2 separate regions of the Mus musculus genome follow, and region 2 is linked to region 1. The links are chromatin contacts, found by POLR2A ChIA-PET in ENCODE. All regions are on one chromosome and are shown on one strand. Each heading gives the region's core, a stretch centred on a gene start or an enhancer-like site at or near the end of the contact. The rest is flanking DNA. Distances are from core to core; before and after follow the strand shown.

The links. ChIA-PET counts read pairs that join two places held with the same protein, here RNA polymerase II (POLR2A).
Region 2: POLR2A ChIA-PET joins it to region 1 with 13 read pairs in Patski. The contact joins the promoter of Zfp579 here to the promoter of Zfp628 in region 1. POLR2A ChIA-PET finds 5 or more read pairs at or near these places in 3 of 5 experiments (Patski and embryonic stem cell).

The regions. Positions count from the first base shown.
Region 1 is chr7:4,913,052-4,919,252 of GRCm38, reverse strand. It overlaps Zfp628 (zinc finger protein 628), which reads right to left and starts at 4,036. Exons shown (of 3, transcript NM_170759.2): 1 at 3,848-4,036; 2 at 1,737-1,843; 3 at 1-477. The coding sequence starts at 472. It overlaps Gm51297 (predicted gene, 51297), which reads right to left and starts at 1,288; the gene lies at 1,223-1,288. It also overlaps a transcript of Nat14 not described here.
Region 2 is chr7:4,993,806-5,000,152 of GRCm38, reverse strand. It overlaps Zfp579 (zinc finger protein 579), which reads left to right and starts at 4,052. Exons shown (of 2, transcript NM_026741.2): 1 at 4,052-4,149; 2 at 5,241-6,347. The coding sequence starts at 5,243.

The sequences.
Region 1 (6,201 bases), core at 2,787-5,286:
AGTTCTTGAAGGCCTTGGGGCAGTCAGGGCACGGGTAGGGCCGCTCACCGGTATGCTGTCTCAAGTGGTATTGGTAATGGGATGACCACTTGAAGGCCAGACCACACTGGCCGCAGGTGAAGGCCCGCAGGCCTGTGTGCACACTGCGGTGGATCTGCAGCAAGGAAGAGCGCTTGAAGGCTTTGGGGCAGTCTGGGCACTGATAGGGCCGCTCGCCTGTATGGCCCCGCTGGTGGTAGAGGAGGGCTGAGGAACCCTTGAAGGCTTTGGGGCAGTCCGGGCATTTATAGGGCCGTTCACCTGTGTGAGTGCGCTGATGGTGCAGGAGCCGAGATGACCACCTGAAGGACTTGCCGCATTCCCCACACTCATACTGAGCAGCTGGGGTGGGTGCTGGCGCAGTGGGCCCTGGCTTTTCCCCAGTTCCCTCGGTGGTGGAAGCTGGCGCCATGTCCACGTGGGAGCCGGCCATCACACCTGGTGAAAGGATTCTGATCAGAATGAGCAAGCACTGGACCTCCTCACCACTCACAGCGGCTCTTCAAGGAACAGGGGCAGCCTCCCTGTGTCGCCCATGCTGTGGGGGCTCTTCCTTAGGGGGGTTTGCAACAGCGTGGGTTTAACACACATTATCGAAGACTCAAGGGAGGAGTAATGGGGCACCTGGGATGTGAAACTTCTCAGCAAAAGAGCTCCTCTAGGAAGCAAACAGTTCCAAAAAGGGGTGCTCTCTAAACAATGTCCTGCCTTCAGGACACTGGCTCCTTCTGTCATCAGTCCCTTGGAAGAAGCCTCTGGCTTGGCTTCTTGCCTATTTTGAAGAGTTACGTCCTCAGCACTCATCTCCCTACTTCACCCTAAACAATTTCACTCTAAGGAAAGCCACTGAGTAGGGATCAAGGCTCAGGCATCCACTCCAGCACCCACTACCTGCCTCATTCCCTCTCAGATCCCCCAAATCCCTAGTGAGGATGCCCTGTTCCCACAGGATCTGCAACCTCTTTCCATCACGCAGTGTTACCAGCCTTGTACACACTCTCCCTGGCACACCCTGCCTGTGCATATATTGATGCCCGCAACTCAACATAGCCCATGCCTCTCAGCTCCCAGCACTTTCTCTGATCTCCATGCCCCCCCCCACCACCACCACCAGGGATAACCCTTAGCATGTTTCTTCTCCCACTGAAATCCTCTTGCTTCGCTGTCCTTAGCCACTGGCCGTGCTGATGACTGGAAAGAGAAGAGCGATCTGAATAATAAATATTCTCATCCTCCAATCCAGGCACCAACAGGTCCCAAACGAGCCAAATGTCTTTCCACCCAGGAGGCATCTTGTGATGTCTGGAGACACTGGCTGTTGCTTGTCTGTCAAGGGCAGGGACAGAGGTGCTTCTCAGCACCCTACAGCACACAGGATGAATCCCTACAAAGATGCAGTCCAAAAGAGTAGCAGCTGACAACTGCAAGGGTCCCCGCCCCCAAATACTCTATGCCATGGCCTCTGACCTCCCATGGCATCCTCTAGCAGTTTGCTTCTCTCCTGGCCCAATCCCAGCAGCATATGTAAGGAAACAAGACCCCTTGTTCCACTTCCCCCAGCCCTTTATATGTCAGGGGGACTAACCTGCCCCTCCCTCTGGAACCACGTCAGGTGCCTGCAGTCCCCACATACCCCAGCTCCTTGTACCTGCAGTCCCCACATACCCCAGCTCCTTGTACCTGCAGTCCCCACATACCCCAGCTCCTTGCTGCTGAGTCTTTCCTTTAAGCATATCTCCTAGCTGCAGATGGCTGACTCTCCCTTCTGTGACCACCTTAGCCTTCGGGCTGGATCCTTCTAAACCTGGAGGTGGAGAATCAGAGCTCAGTCAAGAACTGCTGTCTTCCTCTCTGCCCCCACTGCCCCTCTCTGAAAGCCCTTACCCTCCCCTAGGATTCCACAATCTATAGAAAACTCTAAAAGTGTGACTCTACCCAGGCCTCTCCTTTGCTCCAAATGCTTGGGACACAAGATACCTCACACTTAACCACAATCTAACTCCAGGTCTTTCTCCCTCTATGCTCTCCTGTTACAAAACTTAAGGGTTGGGCAGGAGATGTAGCTCAGTTGATGGAGTGCCTATCCAACACACACAAAGTCCTAGGTGTGAGCCCCAGCACTGCTAAACCAGGTGTGGTAAGAGGAGGCTAAGACAGGAGGATGAGTCTGAGGCAAACCTGGATAGTAGTCACACCTATAAGGGGACAGAAGACAAACTCCCTTACAGGAGCCTGCTGACTGCGCATAACTACGTCCGTCTTCTCCCCTCTTGCAGGCCTCCTGTCCCTCTAGCCGTTCAACTAAGCAGGGAAAGCTACCACCACCTTATGCCTAGTGCCCTTCCCCTCCACCATCCACAACTCACACTGTCACCTCCAAGTCTTCAAGAACTCACCCCAGAGAGCCTTCCTCAGACCACCCTTGAGCACTCCCTGATCTCCTCCCATGCCTTATTTGCTCCCTTCTTCACGGGGCCCATCACCTTCTAAATACTATAGGGCAAGCATTTCTCTTTGTCTTTTTGAGACACAGTTTCTCTGCACAGCCCTGGCTGTCCTGGAACTCACTACCTAGACCAGGCTGGCCTCGAACTCAGATGTCTGCATCTGCCTCCTGAGTGCTGGGCTCAAAGGCGTGCATCACCACCACCCTAGCCAGGACTTCTCAACCTCACCAGCACAGAGATTTGGAGACAGGTCATTCTTTGTCAGAGGGGCTGTCTAATAAATGGATGGGTGTTCATCAGGATTCCTGACTCAATAGGATGGATGCCACTGGTAACAAAACACAGTGCCAGCTTGACCCTTCCCTAGTAAATCCTGAAGTCAGTACTGCAGTGACAGTACCCCAGGACAGTCCCATCAACATATAAGTCTCTTACTGCTTGTTCTACTCTGTCAATGTTCACATCATCCAAACAGAGAACCTCTGCTTCGTTCGATCGATCGTTCTCTGATGCATCCATCACCCACCAAAACATCAGGAGAGAGCATGCTCAGTAAAGACAGTCTGAGTGAAGAGAGGGAGGCACCCCCTTTTGACAGGTTATAAAGGATTTCTTTTTCAAAGGGCAATAGGCTATGAAGGATTGTTTTTTTAAAGGGCTGTTGTTCCTTTTGGCGTGTAGGTGACAAATGAGGTTCAGAAACTGTCTGTGCCTCTGAGGCCATATCTTTTAACACAAGAGGCCCAACGGAACAGGGACCCATCTTAGCAGTGAGAGTGCCCTTTAAGCGTCTGGGCTTTACGAGGAAGCTCTTGGGGTTTGGGATGTAGCTCGGTTATTAAGGGTTAATGACTGGCATGCACAAAGCTCTGGGTTCTTGTCACAGTACACCATAGAACTGGGCGTGGTGGCACAGGCAGGCCTGTAATCCCAGCGCGCAGATGAAGGCAGCAGGATCGTAAATTTAAGGTCATTGTCAGCTATACAGTGAGTCTGACGGCATCCTAAGCTACATGAGGTTTTATCTGGGAGGGAAAAAAGATCTCTTTGTTCAGATAGTCTAGGGACCAGCAGAATTATGAAACTTTTCCTTCAATGTTTGGGAAACTATCACCCGCTTTTAAGGAAATAACCCCCTTTTAGGAGAAAGGGGAGAAGGGAAAGGGCAGGAAGCTTTGCAAAAATGCAGCTAAACACACTGTCCTTACCCCTTTAAGAGGGCGGAGCCGGCCTAACAGATTAAATATCGGAGGCGAAATAGCGACCTTCCCTTTAAGGTACCCCTTCCGGTTTCCCGCTCGCCGTTCTCCAAACGACTCCGCCCTCCGGCCCTTCCCCCACCGCGCCCTCCGGTCTCTCACCTGTGGCCCCGGTCGGGGAGGGGGATCAAGGAGAACCCCAGGGCCTTCCCGCGGGGGCTGACGGGAAGCGGGGCCCGGCACAGCGCTGCGGGACCCGCGGCCCGGGAGGGGGCGGGGGCGCGCTCCCTCCCCACGGCCCCCGGCGCGAGGCACTCAACCTTTATCGGCGGCCTCTCGCGCACACAAACCCCGCCGCCGCCGCCTTCGTGCGTCATGACGCAACGCGCCAAGCCCGGCCCGGCCCCACCCACTGCTGGGGTTCGCCAGATGCAGAATCCCGGGGGTCCAAGCCTCAGGCCCGTGGTGTACACGCAGACCCTGTTCCCTCGTGCTGGGAAGGAAACTGAGGCACTCAACCTTCCTGCATGGCCTGGGATGGCCTGGGTCTCGGGAGTCTGAGTTGCCCCTACAAGCCTGCTTTTTTTCCCCTGCCTGCTGGTATCTGGGGCCAAGCTTGCTTTCTGAGCCTGTGCTGAGACTTTCGGATAGATTATTTTTGTTGTCTTAATTGTTTTTTGTTTTTGTTTTTTACTTTTTGAGACAATGGGCTCTTGTAGGCTCATGTAGCACGGGCTGGCCTTGAATTTTTTTTTTTTTTTCCGAGACAGTCCTGGAACTCTGTAGACCAGGCTGGACTCGAATTCAGAAATCCTCCTGCCTCTGCCTCCCAAGTGCTGGGATTAAAGGTGTGCGCCACCACTGCCCGGCTGCCTTTTTCTTAAGATCTATTTATTTTTACCTTCTCTGTATATGTGAGTTCCCACATGCATGTCTGTGCACCCCATGTGTGCCTGGTGCCTGAGGAAGCCAAAACAGAGTGTCAGATCCTTTGGAGCTAGAGTTACAGGGCAGTTGTGAACTGTCTGGTGTGGTCCCAAGGAACCGAAGCCCAGTCCTCTGTAAAACTAGCAGTTGTTCTTAACTACAAAGCTATCACCCCAGCCCTAACTTAGAGGGCTGGTGAGATGGCTCAGACTGATGGTACTGATGCTCGCTGCCCAGTGAAGCCATAGAGGAGTCTTAATCCAGCAACATGGCTATTGTGGCTGGAACACAGATATGACCTTAGTACACACCTTTAATTCCAGGAGACAGAGGCAAGCAGATCTCTTTGAGTCCAAGGCCAGCCTGGAATAGAGCAAGTTTCAGGTAAGGAAAAGCTTAGGACCAGGTTTGGTGGTGCATGCCTTTAATCCCAGCACTCAGGAGATAGAGGCATGTAGATCTCTGAGTTCTAGGCAACCAGTTCAGTTGAATCAGTGAGTTGAGAGGCTATGCAGAGGAGTTCAGAGGTAGTTTTCATAGAGATGGTTTTATAGAGACAAGTTGCAGGTGAAGACACAATGAGCCAGAGAATAAAAAGAAGCCAAATTAGAACAGATTTCTAGAGTTAGTTTGAGGTCAAGCAGAGCAATTCAGTCAGAAGCTGAGAGAATCAGTCACTTTGGAGAGGTGTTTAGGCCAGAGAAGCTGAGTTGAACCAGCCAGCCAGAATTCAGAAAGAGCTAGAAAGGGTGAGTTTATTCAACAGTAGACATCAGAGATGGCAATTACATCTGGAAAATAGCAATTACATTTACAACATGGATATGGTGAAAGGTGAGAACAAACTCCCACAAGTTGTCCTCCAATCAGCATCTATGCTGTGTGGCAAATACATGCATGCCCATACACACAAAATAAGTGGCTGAATGTAATTTACATTTTTTCATTTTATGTATGAGAGAGAGAGAGATCCAGAGAACCCGCCTTTGATTTCTAGAATCCACAACAGTGGCTCACAACTGTAACTCCAGTCCCACAGAACCCTCCCGAGACACCGTGGACACAGGCACAGACATGAGTGTGGTAAAACACACATACACATAAAAAGAAATATATTATTTAAGTTCAAAGTCTCGCCTGAGATTCAAGGCAGCCCCTTAGCTGTGAGGCCCTGCAAAGTCAAAAAGAAAGTTCCAAGATTCTGATATGCAGTGACACAATAGACACCCTGTAGGGTCCGAAAGTCAAGTCGCTGAAGACTTCAGACTCAGTATGCAAAGACGGTTTATTCTAGAGAAACAACCAGCATGCAGAGGTCAAATATTTTTCAAAATGTCAACCCCAGACAAAGGTGCATAGGCCTTCTTATAGGGGGACTGTCAGGAAGGATCAGGTAATCTAAAATTTCATTGGTGAGTGCTAGGCTGGGGGGGGGGGGTCATGGGTGGTCAGTGGCCTGCATTCCTATGTCACGAACTTTAACTATAGGATGAGGTAGGGCTACCCAGCGCAGATGGCCCATTCTGAGATAAAGTATTTTCCCCATTTTTGTGGTTATCCCCAGGTCTTCTTTGGGAGGAGTTTTATGA
Region 2 (6,347 bases), core at 2,803-5,302, 81 kb before region 1:
GAAGAAAATTGGACAGTAGAGATGGCTGAGTAGTTAAGAGCTCTTACTGCACTAACATCTCCAGGGAGATCTGACACCCTCTTCTGGCCTCCTTGTGCACTGCACAAATGTGCCCACATGCCAACTCACACATAAATAAGATAAAATAAAAATAAAATAAAATATTTAAATAATAATAATAATAGTAATTATTTCATTTTTTAGATTTATTTTATGTATATGAGTACACTATAGCTGTCTTCAGACACACCAGAAGAGGGTATCAGATCCAATTACAGATGGTTGTGAGCCACCATGTGGTTGCTGGGATTTGAACTCTGGACCCCTGGAAGAGCAGCCAGTGCTCTTAACCGCTGAGCCATCTCTCCAGCCCCCTTATTTATTTATTCATTTATTCATTCGTTTGTTTGTTTGTTTGTTTATTATTAAGAAAGAAAACTGAGGACCATTTTAGCTAGCATGTACCAGACATACATCTCTGGAGGTGACAAAAGCAAGGAGATCCTTACAGATCCTGTCCAAAGGAAGGACGTTACAGACAAAGGAAGCAGGAGGAGGAAATAAGTGAGGAAATATTGGGCCTGGATGTGCTTCTGAAGCCCTGGCATTTTGGACATTGAGGAAGGAGGAGGACACGTTTGAGGTCAATTTGGGCTATATAGTTAGACTCTGTTCTCCATCGGCCCCTCTCCTCGCCAGAAAGGCAGTAGGCAAGGGGCAAGCAGAACTAGATAGGGTTTGAGGGATAAAGGGCTGGGGTTTTGTCTTCTTTTGCTGGTTTGTTTGTTTGTTTGTTTGTTTGTTTCTCTTCCTGAGCATGAAGAGAAATCGTGGGAAGTGTTCAGCTCAGAAATGAGGTGTGGCTGGGCCAACAAAACCTCTCAGAAATCAAGATACTTGCTGCCTTCATCTCTGGAATCCACAGGGTGGAAGGAGAGAACTGACTCCCACAGGTTGTTCTCGAATCCCTGTGGACACACACCAACGTTTTTGTTTGTCTGCTTTTATTTCATTTATTTAAGTGAGGAGCTGTAATAGATGGGTCTGGATTCTAGGCTGGAAAGTGAGAAGCCACTGAGTTGTGTCCCTCAAGTGCAGTAGGTAACCAGGCTGGGTCACAGTGGCCCAGCCACCTCTCACCTGGAGCAGAGCAGCCTTACAACCCTGGCCTACAGCTCGCCCCCGCATCCTGCCCTGCACCCCGCTCCGCATCCCGCCCCGCCCCGCCTCAGTGCAGGTTCCTCCGGAATGTTTCTAAACCCTATTCGGATCATATGACTCTGCTGCTTAAAACCTTCTCAATGGATCCTTAGTGCTCTCCGAGTAATTGCAGGCTCAGCTGGCCACAGTCCTTGCACAGGGTTGATGCTTCTCTCTGATAGTCTGGCCACCATGGATGCTCCAATCCATGATTGCAGATGACACCCCCAAGTAACAGCGCCCTTGTTCTGTTCTGTTTGAAATTCTTCCTGTTTACCCATTTCTCAATTTGTTACTTTCCTCCCTCCCCCTTTTTGCTGTTGTTTGCTCATTTGTTTATTTGAGACTAGGGCGTTCTTTATATCATTATAGTATGGAATTTTGCCCTGTCTCCACCTCCTAAGTGAGGGGATCGCAGGTGCACACAACTGTGCCTTGCCCCTCTTAAAAAAGAATTTATTTTTATCTTACATGTTTTTCCTGCCTGTATGTATGTGCACCCCACATATGCTTGACTCTGGGAGACAGAAGAGGTCCTCTTGGAACTGGAGTGTTATAAAGGAACTGTGAGCTGTTTTGTGGGTGCTGGGAACCCAATTCAGGTCCTCATCAAGAGCAGTTAGTGGTTTTAACTGCAGAGCCATCTTGTCGGTCTCCAAGCTGCAGATAGGAGCGCACACAGAGACTTAGCACGGGTGGTTTTGTGTTGTTCTCTTCCTTGTGCTCAGCTGGGGAGTCTCCACATTTCCACACAGTAAGCTTCTTTCTTCCTTTTTTTTTTTTTTTTTTCAGGGCATACAAGATTTCTCTGGGTCATGATTTTATTCCCCTGATCTCTTACTGAGCCATTCATAGTGATTTCCAAGACTGCCATAGTAGACTAGCCAGAGAGCTCAGTCAGTACAGCCACTTGTCCCCAAGGCTAATCACCTGAATTTGATCCTAGGACAGGACCCACATCGTGGAGAGAGAACTGACCTCTGACCTCCATATATGCACTGTGCTGTGTGTGCACCCGACATACATAAATAATAAATGTAACAGAATCTAACTTCAATTTATTTTTATTTTTTGGCAATATGCCCCTCTGCGTGTATGTGTTCAAAAGACAAAAGGTGTTGGAGCTGAAGTTATACAGGGGGTGGGGGCTTGCCTGGGTGCTGGAAACCAAATTCTGGCCCTCTTGAACAGCAATACTCTCAAGCACTGGACTGTCTCTTCAGCCCTACATTTGTATTTGTTTATTTAATGTGTATGTGTACATTTGTGTCTGTGTGTTTATGTATGTTTATATGTGTGTATATGTGTGTTGTATGTATGGGTGGGTGTGTTTGTACATATGTGAATGTATGTTTATGTATATGTGTGTGCAGACACACAGGTGGAGAAGTCAGAGGCCCACCCACAGGAATCGGTTTGGTGATCTCTTTCTACTCTGTGGGTCCTGGATAGCTCAGATCATCAGCCACGAGTCAGGCGCCTTTGCACTGAGCTATCTTGCCAGCCCACAATACCTATACTGAAATGTTTTTTTTTTTTTTTTTTTTTAAGATTTTATTTATTTACTTATTATATGTAAGTACACTGTAGCTGTCTTCAGACACTCCAGAAGAGGGCGTCAGATCTCGTTACGGATGGTTGTGAGCCACCATGTGGTTGCTGGGATTTGAACTTCCGACCTTCGGAAGAGCAGTCGGGTGCTCTTACCCACTGAGCCATCTCACCAGCCCCCTGAAATGTTTTTAAAAAGAAAAAGAAAGCAGCCGCAATGGACTGGCACAAGTATAATACTGCATGTTTCTGGTTTCTCAAGGGTAAATTCCTGGAATTACTAGCATATCAAAGCTTTCCAAACCTCTACTCACCCAGACACGTACAAAAGGAACAGTTTACCCAGCCTCTTGCCAACTATGTTTGGCATGAAGTTAACCCTAAAGAAAACAACACTGTAATGCAGGCAGATAACTGAAACGGCCCTTTTTCTCCATCATATATACTTTGAGATGTGGCCCATGTAGCAGGCTGAAACATTAAAGCTCCAAGTTCCAGAAACGTAGTTGCCAAGGAAGACTAGAGGAATGGCATTCACTCCCATTGAAAGCCAGCTCACTGTCTCTTCCATCCCCTTCATTCCACAGCACTTTGCCCAAAACAAGAGCTTCCCTCGTCACACCGTCTGTGACTGACTCTTGTTTGTCCCTTTTCATCATAGTATGAATTTTGCCTTTATCGATCCAGCACCAAGGACAGAGCCAGCCCACAGTAGGTGTTCTGATAAAACTGGTCGGGTTGTGATCCTGGGGCTTACCATAAAGGGAGAAACTGAGGCTCGGAGAAGAGAGAATTGCTTGCCCAGGCAACCAAGGGACAGTGAGAGTCAGGCTCGATCATAGAGGTGCACTCCTTGTATCATTGATGTTCACTCTCAAGCCTGTATCACTCACTGCTTCGTTCATCTCCATCTCTGCCTTCTTCAGACCCAGCAGCCAGCACAGTGCCTGGCACCGGCAGGGCTTGATAAATGCCTGTTTGTTGAAAGAATGAATGAATATGTGTTATCTGCTGGGAAATGGAGGAGGGGTGGAAAGCTGGATCCAGATTCCCAGGCTTGCAGCCTCCTCCTCCTCTGAGGGTCCAAAGGACAGGCCTTCAGCCCCTTCCCCTCCCGGGATCCAGGAGCCGCAGCTCCCTCCTCTGCTCCCGCCCCCCCCCCCCCCGCACCCCCACCAGGTCCCTGGCCCTCCGCTTCCGGCTTCTCAGCCAGTCTTTCCTCTTCTGGCCTCCGACCAAGCACCGGGTTTCCGGGGGGAAGGCTTAGGCTGTAACACCGAGCCCAGCCTCCTTCTCCACCCCCACCCCTCCCACTACGCTCAACCCCCTCCCTCTCCGCCACCACTGTCCGCGATCGCCCGGCCGCAGGGAAGGAAGAAAGGAGCGCAGGAGGTGGAGGTAAGACCGGCTCCCTGAGACTGGGGCGAGCCCCAGGCCCTGCGCAGAGCAATCTGCAAGGCCTCGACCCGCTGCCTTAGTTCTGCAGATCACACCTACCCGGAACAGATAGACCCCCTCTTGGACCTAGATCCCCCGACAGCCGGCAGGTTCCACGCCCTCCCCCGACACCACGCCCGGCCAGGGGTCTGGCCACAGCTTTCTCGCTGAGGATTTTCTGCAGCCCAGCTCCCAGTCCACTCCTCCCCCTTGTCTTGTGAGTCAGGGCCCCTTACCCAGCTTCTTCCTTCACCCGGACTCAGAGGCTGCGTCTACCTGCAAGAGTCTAGTTCGCCTATCTGGTTCTATCTGAGACCCAGGAGTCCTACCTTTCAGTCTTCTTGCCTGAGACCCAGGGATCCAGAAATCAGCCCTTCTTTAAACCCAGGAGTCCAGGTCCTCCCTCAGACCCAGGAGTGCAGACCCCGACCTTCTTCAGACCCAGGAGCCCAGACCCCAGCCCTCCTCCTTCCGATCCAGGAATCCAGACCCCATTCCTCCTCCCTCAGACCCAGGAATCCAGACCCCAGCTCTCCTCTCACAGACCCAGGGGCTTAAGCCCGGCTACCCACTGGTCCCTCCCAGCCCCTGACTTATGGACTTTTTATTTCCAGGGCCTCTTGACTTTGAATCCCACCCTACTTGGGCCCCAAGGGTGGACTGGTTCCCAGCCCCTCCAGGAATGTTCAAGCCCCAGGGCACTAGAGCAAAATCAATTGGCTGACTTTGTCTCCCTGTGTCTCCTCTGTATGTGTCTTGTTCTGTCTTCCTGACCGTTCCCACCTCTGATATCTATGTTTTCTTTCTCTCTATCTCTCTCCTTTGTGTTTCTCCTGAACTTGGCCCCCCTTTCCTACGTCTCCACAACTCTCTCCTCTCCTTTCCTGTGTCTATCCCCTTCTGCCTCCTCACCACCTTCCTCTCCCGACTTTCATCTGTATCCTCTTCTGAACTGTGGATCTACCTGCCCTGTACCTCTGCTCTCCTCTTCACCTCACCCCACATCTTTCATCTCTTCTCCCCACCCCTGCCTCTTCCCCTTTTCCCCACAGGCATGGATCCACAGCCCCCTCCACCCGCCCAGGGCAGCCCACCTCACCGTGACCGTGGCCGAGGCCGAGGCCGTGGCCGTGGCCGTGGCCGAGGCCGTGGTCGTGGCAGAGGGGGTGCTGGAGCCCCTAGGGCGCCTCTGCCCTGCCCAACCTGTGGTCGCCTCTTCCGCTTCCCTTACTACCTGTCTCGACACCGGCTGAGCCACTCGGGTCTCCGGCCCCATGCCTGCCCTCTGTGCCCCAAAGCTTTCCGCAGGCCTGCCCACCTTTCCCGCCACCTTCGTGGCCACGGGCCCCAGCCCCCGCTGCGCTGCGCTGCCTGCCCACGCACCTTCCCGGAGCCAGCCCAGCTCAGGCGCCACCTGGCCCAAGAGCACGCAGGTAGCGAGGTGGATCTGTCCACGCAGAGGGCAGTGAAGGAGGAGCCTGAGGCCAGTTGGGGTCCGCAGGACGAGGGAGTGGAACAGCCCGCCACGGTGGTGGTGGCCGGGGCTGAGGAGGAGGCGACCACACAGTGGCCCGCAGGGGACTCGGCTCCTGCGGCTGTCCCCACGAGTACGGATCCTCGGGAATCAGAGGCCAAGGAGGCCGAGGCCGGGGCAGCGGAGCTAAGGGCAGAGTTGGCACTGGCCGCGGGGCGACAGGAGGAGAAACAGGTCCTTCTCCAGGCCGACTGGACGCTGCTGTGTCTCCGCTGTCGCGAAGCCTTCGCCACCAAGGGGGAGCTCAAAGCCCACCCGTGTCTGCGCCCCGAGGGCGAACAGGAGGGCGAAGGAGGACCCCCGCCCCGCCCCAAGCGACACCAGTGTTCCATCTGCCTCAAGGCTTTCGCCAGGCCCTGGTCCCTATCGCGTCACCGGCTAGTCCACTCCACCGATCGACCTTTTGTGTGTCCAGACTGCGGCCTGGCCTTCCGCTTGGCCTCCTACCTCCGCCAGCACCGCCGCGTCCATGGTCCACTCAGCCTGCTGGCCCCGTTACCCGGGGCCGGCAAGAAGGATGACAAGGCCTCGGGCGGACGGAACTCAGGGAAAGGGCCCGAGGGGGGCGAAGGGGCAGAATGTGGGGGTGCATCGGAAGGGGGTGAAGGCGGGCATAATGGAGGAG